Linked DNA regions of Mus musculus: region 1 is linked to region 2. Evidence: chromatin loops called from intact Hi-C (ENCODE). Cell type or tissue: heart. All regions are shown on one strand. Links, peaks and the distances in the headings refer to the core of each region. The heading gives the core; the rest is flanking DNA.

The links. Hi-C counts contacts between places; a loop is a spot of excess contacts. Peaks named below come from ENCODE experiments on the same cell type or tissue, not always from the same donor. Only the 100,000 strongest peaks of a DNase experiment are listed, where the experiment ranks them.
Region 1: a loop joins it to region 2, with 2.2 times the contacts of the local background. A loop is called at or near these places in 4 of 42 quality-filtered maps.

Annotation. Positions count from the first base shown.
Region 1 is chr3:154,751,663-154,757,574 of GRCm38, reverse strand. It overlaps a transcript of Erich3 not described here. Among named protein-coding and RNA genes, the nearest start is that of Gm20389, 43 kb to the right of the region's middle. In heart, for the core only: no CTCF peak of the experiment used is centred there; a DNase peak (open chromatin) is centred at 2,954.
Region 2 is chr3:154,689,618-154,695,529 of GRCm38, reverse strand. It overlaps a transcript of Erich3 not described here. Among named protein-coding and RNA genes, the nearest start is that of Erich3, 19 kb to the left of the region's middle. In heart, for the core only: no CTCF peak of the experiment used is centred there; a DNase peak (open chromatin) is centred at 3,079; H3K27ac peaks cover 525 bases; H3K27me3 peaks cover 175 bases.

The sequences.
Region 1 (5,912 bases), core at 406-5,405, 62 kb before region 2:
TAGTTGGCAATCCTGAAGATGAGCTATCAGTCCCATTATACATCGACAGCACTGAATTCTTCCCTAATTCTGAAAAGGCTGAAAAGTTTACACGAACCCTTGTAAAGAATGATCTACTGGAGCTCTTAATGTCCATTACCTTGTTATCAAAGATATATTCACCTGTTTGGTCAGTTAATGGAGAATATGGCTATAGCATATGATTAATCTGAAAATTAACACCAGAAATTTTATTTTTGTTTTTTATCTTAAGCATCAATGCATTTTTTAAAACACAGCATTTATAGCTAATTTCAGTATCAAAACTCCTCTTCAGGACTCTGAGCCAACTCCTGCCATCATATCCCATATCCATTAGAAGAGAATAAAATTAATTATAGTTAATTTAAAAGGGGCAAATGGACAAAACAAGGACTTGAAGATGAAAGACAGAGACAGGGCAGCATCTGTAGAGAATTCCTAAGGATCGTCACTAGGTAACAGCCAGCCCTTACCTCTGCCCAGGTTGACCTCCGGTTTCCTCATGGGTGTCACCCCGTCATCTGTGGGGCTAAGTCCAGGAGCAGTGTTAGAGCAGCAGTGACCAGGTTCCTGGGCTCCACCTGTTATCTGTCCAACTGATTGGAGAGCACATAAAATATCAAAAAGCATAAGAGAGGCCATAGGAACACCAGCATTTCACATCATTCAAGCAAGTGGGATCAATTTAAATTTAAACAGATTCACATGAAAATGTGACTTGTTTCTAAAAATAGAGATCAAACAGACTCCAAGCTATGATTCTTTTTTTTTTTTTAGAGGAAAACACAGCACACCATAGTCAATCATGAAGGGAGGAGACACATGCAAAGAAATACTTCCATTAAAATAAGACAACAGCCAATGTAGTGATAGTTGCCAAGTGCACATGCCATGATGTGAGTGGAGAAGCAGCTGAGTTGCCTTTTGCTTTTTAGAAATGTGTGTTCTCTATTTGATGACACCAATCATTACTGCTCCTTTAGACGGCTAACCCTACTCCTGCTGACCGCACCCGGAGCATTTCATCCATTAGTAGATTTAATGATTTGACCCCAGTGCTCACCCAATATGAACAGAAGCCATAAGAGGCTGCCACGGAATTCCTATCAGTGTGACAGTACACACTCCTACACGCATTTCTATTCTATGATGCTTATTATTACCATAGACCTCCAAGGCACAGAGGTCCAGGTTCAAATTCCATGCTGTTTCTTTGGCTTACCTATCTGTCAAAAGAGATATGGAATCAAAGGTATCAGAGGGATTAAATGAAGTACTGTATACAGAGCATGCTGGGCTTCCCTGTGCTAACAAGTGCTTCTGTGGACTTGATAGCAGTATCTACTGCTGCAGGACAGGGTCAATAGTAAGCATTTTGCATATTTTGTCACCCACACCCAAGCCAGCATTGTTTACCAAATGTAAAGTCAATTACATTTGGTTTTACTGTCTGACAATTCTGTCTTCCTTACTGCTGGCCATCTGAAGGCCTGTGCCTCTAACATCCTAACACCCATAACGATACATCACCTTGTGGTTAACTCAGTCAATAATATGAGACTGAGATCTGCTTTCTGGATCAATCTCCAGTCTGGCCCTCTACTTCTGTGCCTGCCCCCCCTTTCTTTCTTCCTCTTCCCTACCCTCTAACATCATGATCCAAGGACTATGCTTTGAAGGAAAAAAAAAGAGCTATTATACCATCTCTAACTCTTGACTAGTTTAAGATAAGTTTCTGAGAGGTAGCTAATGGTTTGGGAAGAAATACTGTGGTATCTATGGTGGATCTCAGTGGGTGAAATGATGAATTGATTATTGATCTTAATACAAATGTGGAAACAAAAAGAGGAATGTCATATAGCTCAGATATATTGTTTACATTTTTCTTTCAGCCTTAGGTTTCTTCATACATCCAATACACAAGCTGAAATATTTACATACCACACTACAGTTTGGAGACCTCTTTCACTTGTGACAACCCCATTAGAGTTGGATGTGTTTCTAAGTCAGCTTTAGGGCATTAACAAATGGAGGATACATAACGCACATATCATTTTTCTAATATGATGCCATCGTAATATGGTGTACTTAAGGCTTAAGTAAGCAGTGGTGTGGGGATTTGCGTAACAGTTCAGTTGACTCAGTGAGGGCCATCACCATGATGCTAAGGCACAGGATGGAGGTTGACTCAGCAACTGCTGAACAAGGCTGAATTTTTGCAGTAGCAGCAGACATCTGGGTCTATCTTAAGTACCAAAATCTGCTAGGAAATGAGGGTTTGGTTTTTTGGGTTGTTTGTTTGTTTGTTTGTTTGTTTGTTTGTTTTTACCAGAAAAAAAAAGCCAAACTCCAATGGACAAATACTACATGTTCTCTGTCACATTCAAGCTCTAGATGCAAACTCACTTTTGTTTGTAGATAAGAAAGTGGGTGGTGGCTTGGATTGGAAGTAAGAGGTCTTGGGGGATAGAAAAGGCAGAAAAGATCCTGTCATGGGAGAGGCATGATGTAGGAGAGGTGTTTGTGAGGGAGGAGGGGAACCAAGAAGAAGGGAGTGAGGAGGAGGGGACAGGTTATAGTTGAACCAGAAAAAAAGTGCATTATATGTGTAATTAAATCATTAAAATGTTATGTTAACTAAAAATGTTGAAGAAGTATGGCTAATAACAATATAATTAGTAGTAATGATAACAATAATAAGAAACAATAGTTAAATAGCAACCACTGAAACAAAAACTAGTCTAAGAAGCTATGCATTCATCTCACCACTATGACTCACTCCAAGTCAACAGCGAGGCTGTCTTCTAGTGAGTCAGGGCTGAAGTTACCATCTGGCTGGTATGCTGACCTCCCCAGAGGGGAGCTCCAGCCCTGGTCAGGCCCTCACTCCCCTTCCTGCCATTGTGAAGGAGAGTGTCGTTTCCCTAAGCTGTAGCATCACTGCAAGCTGACATCTGGGAAGAGTTCTTACAGTTTCTGGGTGTTCCCTTCCCCTTTCTTGTGAGAAATGACCTCCAGGGAGATCCTTGTGTTTTCCTCGAGTGCTCTTGTCTAACAAATCCTGTGGATGGTGCAAAATCTGGATAGAGAAGATGCCTGTGGCTCAAGAGAATACTTGAAACTTTCAAAGTACAGTCTTTTACATTCAGTTCTTCCTGATTTCAAACACAATGGAGAGAGGGAAACACTAGGCACAAGAGCTCATATCACTGATTGCACTGGTATTCTCCAGATTTTTCTGCTTTTTCTTAGATGTTTCCAATTCCCCCCTTATCCTCTGCTAGAGAAACAAAATAAACTGTCCCCACCTTAAAGCCTACTGAGACTACTGAGATGCTCAACAGCAGATGAAAATGATGCCAATGGTTTGATCTAAAACCCTTAAATCATCAAAAATTCATGGAAATAGAGTGAAGACATATTGAAGTCCAGTTTCAGCCCACAGTCACCTTGGAGAGTATCTTTGTGTCTTGATCATTCTTTATAGATAATCATTTATCGTCTCAAAAGCTCACCACGACAAAACTCACACCTCACATCATGTGCCTCCACGGTGGACGTGTTCTGGCGTTACCTTTGACATTGAAGTATGGCCCACAGAACCCAGAATTAATTACAAACTCGAGGCCACAGCTGTTCAAGGGCAAATTCTATCCCCCTACTATGGTGAGCGTCATTCTTCTTAAACTTTCTGATCATGTCATCTGTCCACTCTTAAATTTCCAGTGAACATATTTCCCATGGCAGAATGAGTACTGCACAGTGTTCTGTAAGTCTGCCTCTCTGACCTCACTTCTGTCTGTGTCCCTCTTCCCCTGTCCATCCCCCTCTCCCCTCCCCTTTCACTCAAATCCATTACACCAGCTTCCTCTCCAAACGTGTGCCAGCAGCACCTCTCCAGCCCAGGCAGCCTCTTAGCTGACCTTTAGATCTTCTGCAGGTGATAGAGTTGCTGCCCTCTGCCCTGCATCATGCCATCTACCCTGCATCATGACCTCTGCCCTGCATCATAACCTCTGCCCTGTATCATGACCTCTGCCCTGCATCATGACCTCTGCCCTGCATCATGACCTCTGCTCAAATGTTCTATCTGCAGAGAGGCCAGCCCTCAAAGGCATCCCCTAGATAATCAGGTCTATGCCCCCTGATAACCCACCATGCTTACTTTCCATTTGGTAAACATATTTCCTCCCTGATTTCAACCTTTGTATAGTCATGGGCTTCATGATATTCACACCAGGAACAGTGTTTGGCAGAAAGCATATGCTTGGTGCACAGTGGCAGAGGGATTTACTGGAACAGACCCTGAATGCTTCCACAGTCGTTCAGACTTTATACTTAGACCTCAGCTCAGGAGGTTTGTTTTTCCATTCAGGCCTGTTGTGTCCTGTACACATAATTACAAACCAAATCTTACCTTAGTTATTTTTAATCTACACATAAAAATACAAATAAAGCTGCAGATATTGATGGAGCACAAACTCAAGTCCCTAGGTTCAGTTCCCAGCAACAAAAACACACACACACACACACACACACACACACAGAACATACTTCTGTAAGCCTTTTATATTTTATATTGTAGCTAACAGAAAACTATTCTTCCATTACTTTATGTTCACACTCTGTAAATATATCTCTGTAAATTTTCTAGGATCATGAATGTTTTGATAGCCACAGCTACACACATGAGAACGACGGGAAGTTGTGCAGAATAAGCTTTGACTCTCACCCTGCCCGCCTCCCTGTGATAGTTAAACTTTGAGCCAATTGTTTATAAGTGAGAAAAAATGTTTATAATGACCCATGAAAAATCTGCAACTTTTTATCCAGGAATTTCATATAACCTATCCTAAGGAAACATTTGTGAATTTGAAATAAATTGGGTAATCAAACATTAAAGTAATGTTAATCATAGTCAATATTTAAAATCTATAATAATGAAATGGAACATATATAAGCATTCAACAGTAGGGAAGTGGTTAGCTTCTGAGGAAACCCCAGAATGCCTACTCAAGGCCACGGAGGACTGATTGTGGTCACACATTGAAACATAAGGTAGGTCATGCTTTATAAGTACTTTCTAAATTTATAAAGTATGACAATTAACTATAAAATGTCAGTTTGAAAATTTAAAAACTGACAGAACATTGAAAGAAATTTTGCATTTAAAATGCATGAAAAATATGTAAACTTTATTTGTAGATGTTATTCCATGTGTATTATACAAAAATTAATGAAAAGCAAACATTAAAATTAAACTTAGCTCATGCTTTAAAGCTTAACAAAGATAAAAGCTTATCCCTTGCCATCTAGTGACAAGCCTATATTAATAAAAAGATAACAAAACATTTGTGAAATTAGAGATATCAAGTAAAAATATTTGCTACTATATTGAGAAAATAATAAACAAATATACTTATCATTTCTAAAACATGAGAAATAACATCTACTGATATGCTCAACATCAGTTACTTTCTTCATCAGCATATTACAATCCATTTTATAGAACCTTATTTTTCAAAACTTATCTACTTAAATAAATACAGGTAAAAACTTATGCTTCAAATATTTCAAATAACTTGGCCCTTTCTGTCATATATTTTGATACGTGGTATTTATAGGATGAGTTATTTACTCTAAGTTCTACTTTTGGCTGCCTATTGCCCATGTCAAGTAATTCATGCATGCTTAATTTATTTCGAATATTTGGAACATGGAGTAGTTTTGCCTTCTTAAAAAGCCATGTCCTTATCTTCCAAGTCTATGAGTATCACTTGGCATTGCAAACATGGTAAAGAGCCTTGATGGGAGGAGTCTGTTGTGCACCTATGTGCACTTATGAGACAGAGGCAGAGGGGCAGGAGATAGATGAGGCATGGCTAGGGGAG
Region 2 (5,912 bases), core at 495-5,494:
TTGGTTTGGGTTATACAAAAGAGAAAACCAGAAATGAGCGCTTAAAATGTGGGTGAAAAGTCAGAGAGTCTTAGCAGTGGGGGTGACAAGGAAGCAACAGCTGCTTCAGCGTTCCTCTGCTTCTCCTGTGAACCCTCACACCTCACACTTCTCTCCTGCCAGCAGGAAGCACTTTGGAGGGCATCCTCCATCTGCCAGGGGGCTGGGAACTGCTGACACTCAAGTGCGTCCTCAGAAAGCATGCCCTGGTGTGCCCTGGCTTCTATGTGACCCTCCCTCCACATCAGGAAGCCCCACGTTACATCTCTGATTCCACAATGTAGGATTCCTCACTAGCCCTCGTCCCCCTCTGGCTCTGAAGACCAAGTGCACCCCTTGATTCTAAACATTCCTCCTGATGTTGTCTGCTGGGATCTTAAACTGTAAATGTCCTGAAGAAATAAAGATACCATTTTCTGTGGGGGTTTTTTTTTTTCATATTGACAGAAAGTCCTAACTTATGCCCTAACATTTTTGACTTCTCAACTTACTCACATTCGTCTAGACAGCTTCATTAAACCAGTGTCTAGTACCAAAACTTTAATGTATGGAATATCTTAGATTTTTAGGACATTTTAAGAATTAAAGGAAGCCAGATGTAGTGACACACATATCTAAGATCCCAATATTCCTCTCGAGACACAGAAGCAGGAGGATTTCAGTTGGAGAACAGCCTGATCTATTTAATAAGACTCTCTCACCTTAGGACAAACTGAATTCTTGGCTATATACTGTACCTTAATACATGCTTGTGCTCAGTCTACAATTCATGCTTGAAAACTGGAAACTACTTATGCTCTTTAAACCTAATTTTATCATGTACCTTAAAAAGTATGCACATACTTACATGTATGTACATGCAGGCATATATACATATATACATATACATATGAACACACATATATGGGTTGGGTGTGTAGCATATGTATGTATACATCAAGCCTTACCACAGTCCTGTCCTTTAAAAAAAATGCATAAAATGCAGCAAGGATTTGAACACTTGAACAGCTGCTTCTTAGCTTCTTCTGACACTACAGTAAGGACTCATAGACTGGAGAGAATGTTAACAGGAATTTTATTTAGCTGTTTGCAAGACCTTAATTATGGGGAGATTAAATTGGTGACCTTTTCCTGTCTCTCTTCTCCTTAACAACCCATCTCAGAAAAGCTCCATGCTGCCAAATGGTCAGGAAAGTTTAATTTTGCCCACAAAAAAAGAGTGAAAATCTGTTACAAAGCCCAGAAGCCAAGGTGCCACATGAAGGCTACAGACAGGAACAACTGCAGAAACCATTCTTTCCCTGGGTTTATGTAAAAAGACAACCCAAGAGTCTCACCGAGGCACACACAAAACCCGCCCCGGATAATGCTTTGAAGCCATCTTTTAAACAAACTGTCTTGGTGTCCTACAGTTCATCAAAGGTTTCCTGTCTCTGAAAGATCAGCCTCATATCCCTTCCCCTTTCTGAATCTCAGAATCTCTTTTCAGCTCTTCATTTCCAAAAAGGTGAGCAGGTGTCTCTTAGTCCTAACAATCCAGATTGCACAGCTCACAGGTTCTTACGATAAATCATTACAGGAAGCTCACATACAGTCTTCTGTCTGTCTTGCAGGTCCACGTTTAAAAAAATAAAAACCAACACTTTTGTAATAGAGAGGAGGGTTGAGACCCCTGATTAAATAAAGTGAAGTTAAAAAGTTGTGGAGGCAAGAGCTTCAGTCTCACTATTGATGAACAAAGCAGCCCTTCTTCTAATTCAGGCTTCATACCTTGCTAAATATTCAGGTTCTAATACCAATGGCCAGTCACCTTTAGTACCACCCAATTATAATCTTCCTCTGTTTTCTCAGCTTCTGCCAGAGGAGTATGTGTGCAGGATGCTCCCCAGTCCCACTGAGGCTGGAGGGGTATGTGTGCTATGTGTGCAGGATGCTAGATGGCCCACCCTCAGTCTGAATGAGGCTTTAGGAGAGCAAGCTGGACATTTTTATACTCATCCATTTGCTATCCATTCCTATTTAGGGAAAAATGTATGTCCCTGGTTGGGATTTTGCCTGTAAAAGGAGTCCTTCCACAACCACTCTCCAGTGTCACATAGCCAGTTGTGATAACTTGGCAGACACACCATACCCTCCAGGCTCACCCAGCATTCATGATTGCATTTTCAGACAATGACTGAATATGTTTGTATTTGGCCTAGAAATGCAGACTAATTAATTAATTGAGAAGAAGTTGTATCTAGTGAATGATGTACACACCTAGCTCAATGGTCAACTTTTCAATAGATAATTTAAAATGTCAGCCTCGTTCTGCTCAGCAAGACTCGGTTTCTAGAGAAAGGATCCCAGTCTGTACAACCAAGACTGTGGTCTTACTCTTTATGTGTGTTTGGCGTGGGCCCATAGCCCTCCGTTGTTTCTAATGAGCCTTTGCTTCTATTGAGCACATGTGGCCCAACACAAAATTATACGTGTGTGTGTGTGTGTGTGTGTGTGTGTGTGTGTGTAAAATTCCGTTTTGTAGTTCCGAAGAGTGACATCCGTACATGACAACACAAGGTCTCAACATCAGCCCAGCTATAAGAGATCAACTGACCAGGCCACAAACAGAGGTTAGCAGAGCTTTGTTTCATCCACTTTCACCGTACATTTTCAGATTTTGTTTTCGGCAATGGGTGAGAAAAGGGTACGTGACCTGGGTGTGGTGACCAGACTACTTCCTTCCCTTTGTCTGTATCAGTTGTCATAGCTGACCTTCAGTGTCACTGTTGCTGACCTGTGATCTCTCTTGCTCACTGTCCATCACTGACCCCATTTGAATCACTCCATTAAAAGGTCATGCCATTCACCTAAACCTACCAATCACTGATCACTGTCCAGACCAGTCTAGCTTTCTGTCTTTCTTTTTTTTAAATGATGGGTAACCCCAGGTTCCTGGTGCAGAAGGTCTGCTCTCTGAATTCAGGGACTGGAAGAGTGCCCGAGAGGAAACAAAGCATGCTGTGTTTGTGTTTGTGCTGGATTGCTTCCCAGCTTCCACGCACAGCCGCTTCCTTCAGAGCCTGGTGCTGAGTCACTGTGAGCCCTGCTTTCCCAGATGCGGCTTTTCAGCACATATCCCGGAACCCTCACCACCCACCAGGCAGGATGTATAAACAGGGATCTATAGAAACGAAACTCAGCAGTTCCGAACAGTTCCTCCATCTGGCCCCAAACAGTATGTCCCATAGAAATCTGAAGCAAAGCAGAGGCACAATCACCGTCATTAGTCACCAACATTTATTGAGATTGCTGATATTTTTAGATCATTCTGTAAGGGAGGGTGCAGAGACGCTACTGTATTCAAAAGTCCCAAGCCAGCCAGAGATGTGCACGTACAGACCTTATGTGCCTATGTGAACTCACGTTTGATCTCTACCAATACCATAGTCTAGTTCACCCAACAACACTGTCCAGTCCAGTGTCTTTGTGGCTCAGTCCTTATAGGTGCTTGCACACAAGCTTGGCGACCAAGATCTCATGCATGCCTGCATGTTCAAACGCATTAATTAATTAAAATTGCGTTAAGGGTTCTGAGAGATGAGCAACAAGTAACACGCCAGCTCTTCCCAATTCTAAAATGGGAACCTCCCAAACAAGGTGACAGTCAGGGCCGGGAGCTCCTTCTGAAGGCAATGATCCCTGCTGGAGCCCAAGGAGGAGTTCATTTCTCCAGCCTACAGCAGTCTTTCCCCAACCCACTCCCCACCCGCAGCCCCCTCACCCTGTATCCCTTTGGGAGAGGTTGGGGTAGATAACTGTTAAGACTCCTGATGCTGCTTGGTCCACCTCCCCCAATATCGGCTCTGTCACTGGAGCAGGTAACCTGACTTCCTCTGCCTCTGTTCTTCCACTTTCACAAACACTGCCCTAGACACAGGTCCATCAAGTGCTCTGCCAGTGCTCTGTGTTGTTCCACAACAAAGATTATTTGACCTCCAGTTTCAAATAAAGCATTTCCTCAGTTCCATGTGAGGCTACATTAGAACGGCTTTAACATATGTAAGGTTCCAGCGCTCCTAATCTAAGTACATGTTCACTAACAAGATGCAAACCTTTTCCCAACCAACTCTCTCATGCCCTTCAGTGCCATATTGGCTTTTCTTCTGTACCTGTTCATATTGAAATCAACCGGGTGGGAATCTAGGATCATTAGGAAAACAAATCTCTGGTCATGTCTGAAAGAGAGCTTCTAGATTATGTTCATTCAAGTGAGAAATCCTGTTTTAAATCTGAGTGGCACTGTCCCATGAGATGACGGAGGCGTGGGCTTATATAAAGTAGGAAGCAAGTTGAGCACCTGCTTTCACCTCTCTGCTTCCAGATGTGGGTGCAAAGTGACCACCATCTACCAGAGTGGACTGTACGCTCAACTGTGACTCAAAGTAGCCCTGACCTTCACAGGGCTTTTGCCAAATGTTCTGTCACAACACTTGAGACCAATAAGGAATGGACACACCTAGCATGCACCTCAATATGCTGTGAACTCTGCCTGCTATGCAGCTCCAACCCCAACACACCTATAGGAGCTTAGGACAACTTCACCCTGTTTTCTGTGCCGATTTTAGCACACTTTGGCTGTTACTGCAGGCTACCACAGTGTTTCAGCAGTACTGATTTGTAGTAGAGTTAAAGCTTCCTCTTCCTTACTGAACTGGGGCATCACAGCATGTTATGTCTCAGCCCATTGCATGATCTCCACCCTCCAGACTCCAGGAGTATAACCACCACAGCTGATGGATGAGACCACCATGGAAATACATAATGAGGAATTACAAACAGTAACTCCCTTGACTCCCACAACTTTTGGGAAGTAAAGTAACAAGGACAGTATGCTGGACACTGAGCTGCCTGGTACTGAGGGATGGAGGGAGAAGAGAAGACCAAGGCTCTCAGTTAGTACAGGAGCATCAGGAGAAAAGCAGAAGACAGAAAAGTCATTGTGAGAGGGAACAATTAAGATGAAAGAAGGATGTGAGACAGGCCCAGCTAAAGACAGATGGAGAAGAGGAACAGAAATGCAAACAGGAAACTTAAAACAAACCCATAGGGGAGAGCCAACCCCTGACACTATTAAAGATACTCTGCTTTGCTTGCAGACAGGAACCTAGCACAATTGTCCTCTGAGAGGCTCTACCCAGTAGGTGATGGAAACAGATGCAGAGACCCATAGCCAAACATCAGGCAAAGCATGGGAAGTCTTGTGGAAGAGTGGGGGATAGGATTGAGAGATCCAGAGGGGCCAAGGACACTGTAAAAAGACCTACAGAGGCAACTAACCTGAGTCCATTGGGGCTCACAGAGACTACACTGCCAACCAAAGAGCGTGCAGGGGCTAGACCTAAGCCCACTACACATTTGTAGCAGATGTGCAGCTTGGTCTTCATGTGGGTCCCTGACAATTGAAACAGGAGCTGTCTCTGACTGTTGCCTGTCTTTGAATTCCTTTCCCCTAGCTGGGCTGCCTTGTCTGGCCTCAGTGGGCAAGGGTGAACCTAGTCCTGCTGTGGCTTGAAGTACCAGGGCAGTTACCTATGGGGTGTTCTCCTTCTTTGAGGAAAAGAGGTTGGGTTAATGGGGGTGTTTGTGAGGGTAGGACTGGGAGGAGAGGAGTATGTAAAGAGATGCAATCAGGATGTAAAGAGAGTGAATAAGTAAACAAATTAATGAAAAAAGAAACGGTTGAAGAATGTCTACTGAGAGAACACAAACAAGTTTTAAAATTCCAATCATCACCCTGATCCCAGAAGCACAGATCTCACTTGAGAAATACATGATAAACAAGAGTTAAGAAAATTGACTTCTTCAAAACTTACCAATTCACAAAAATAGAC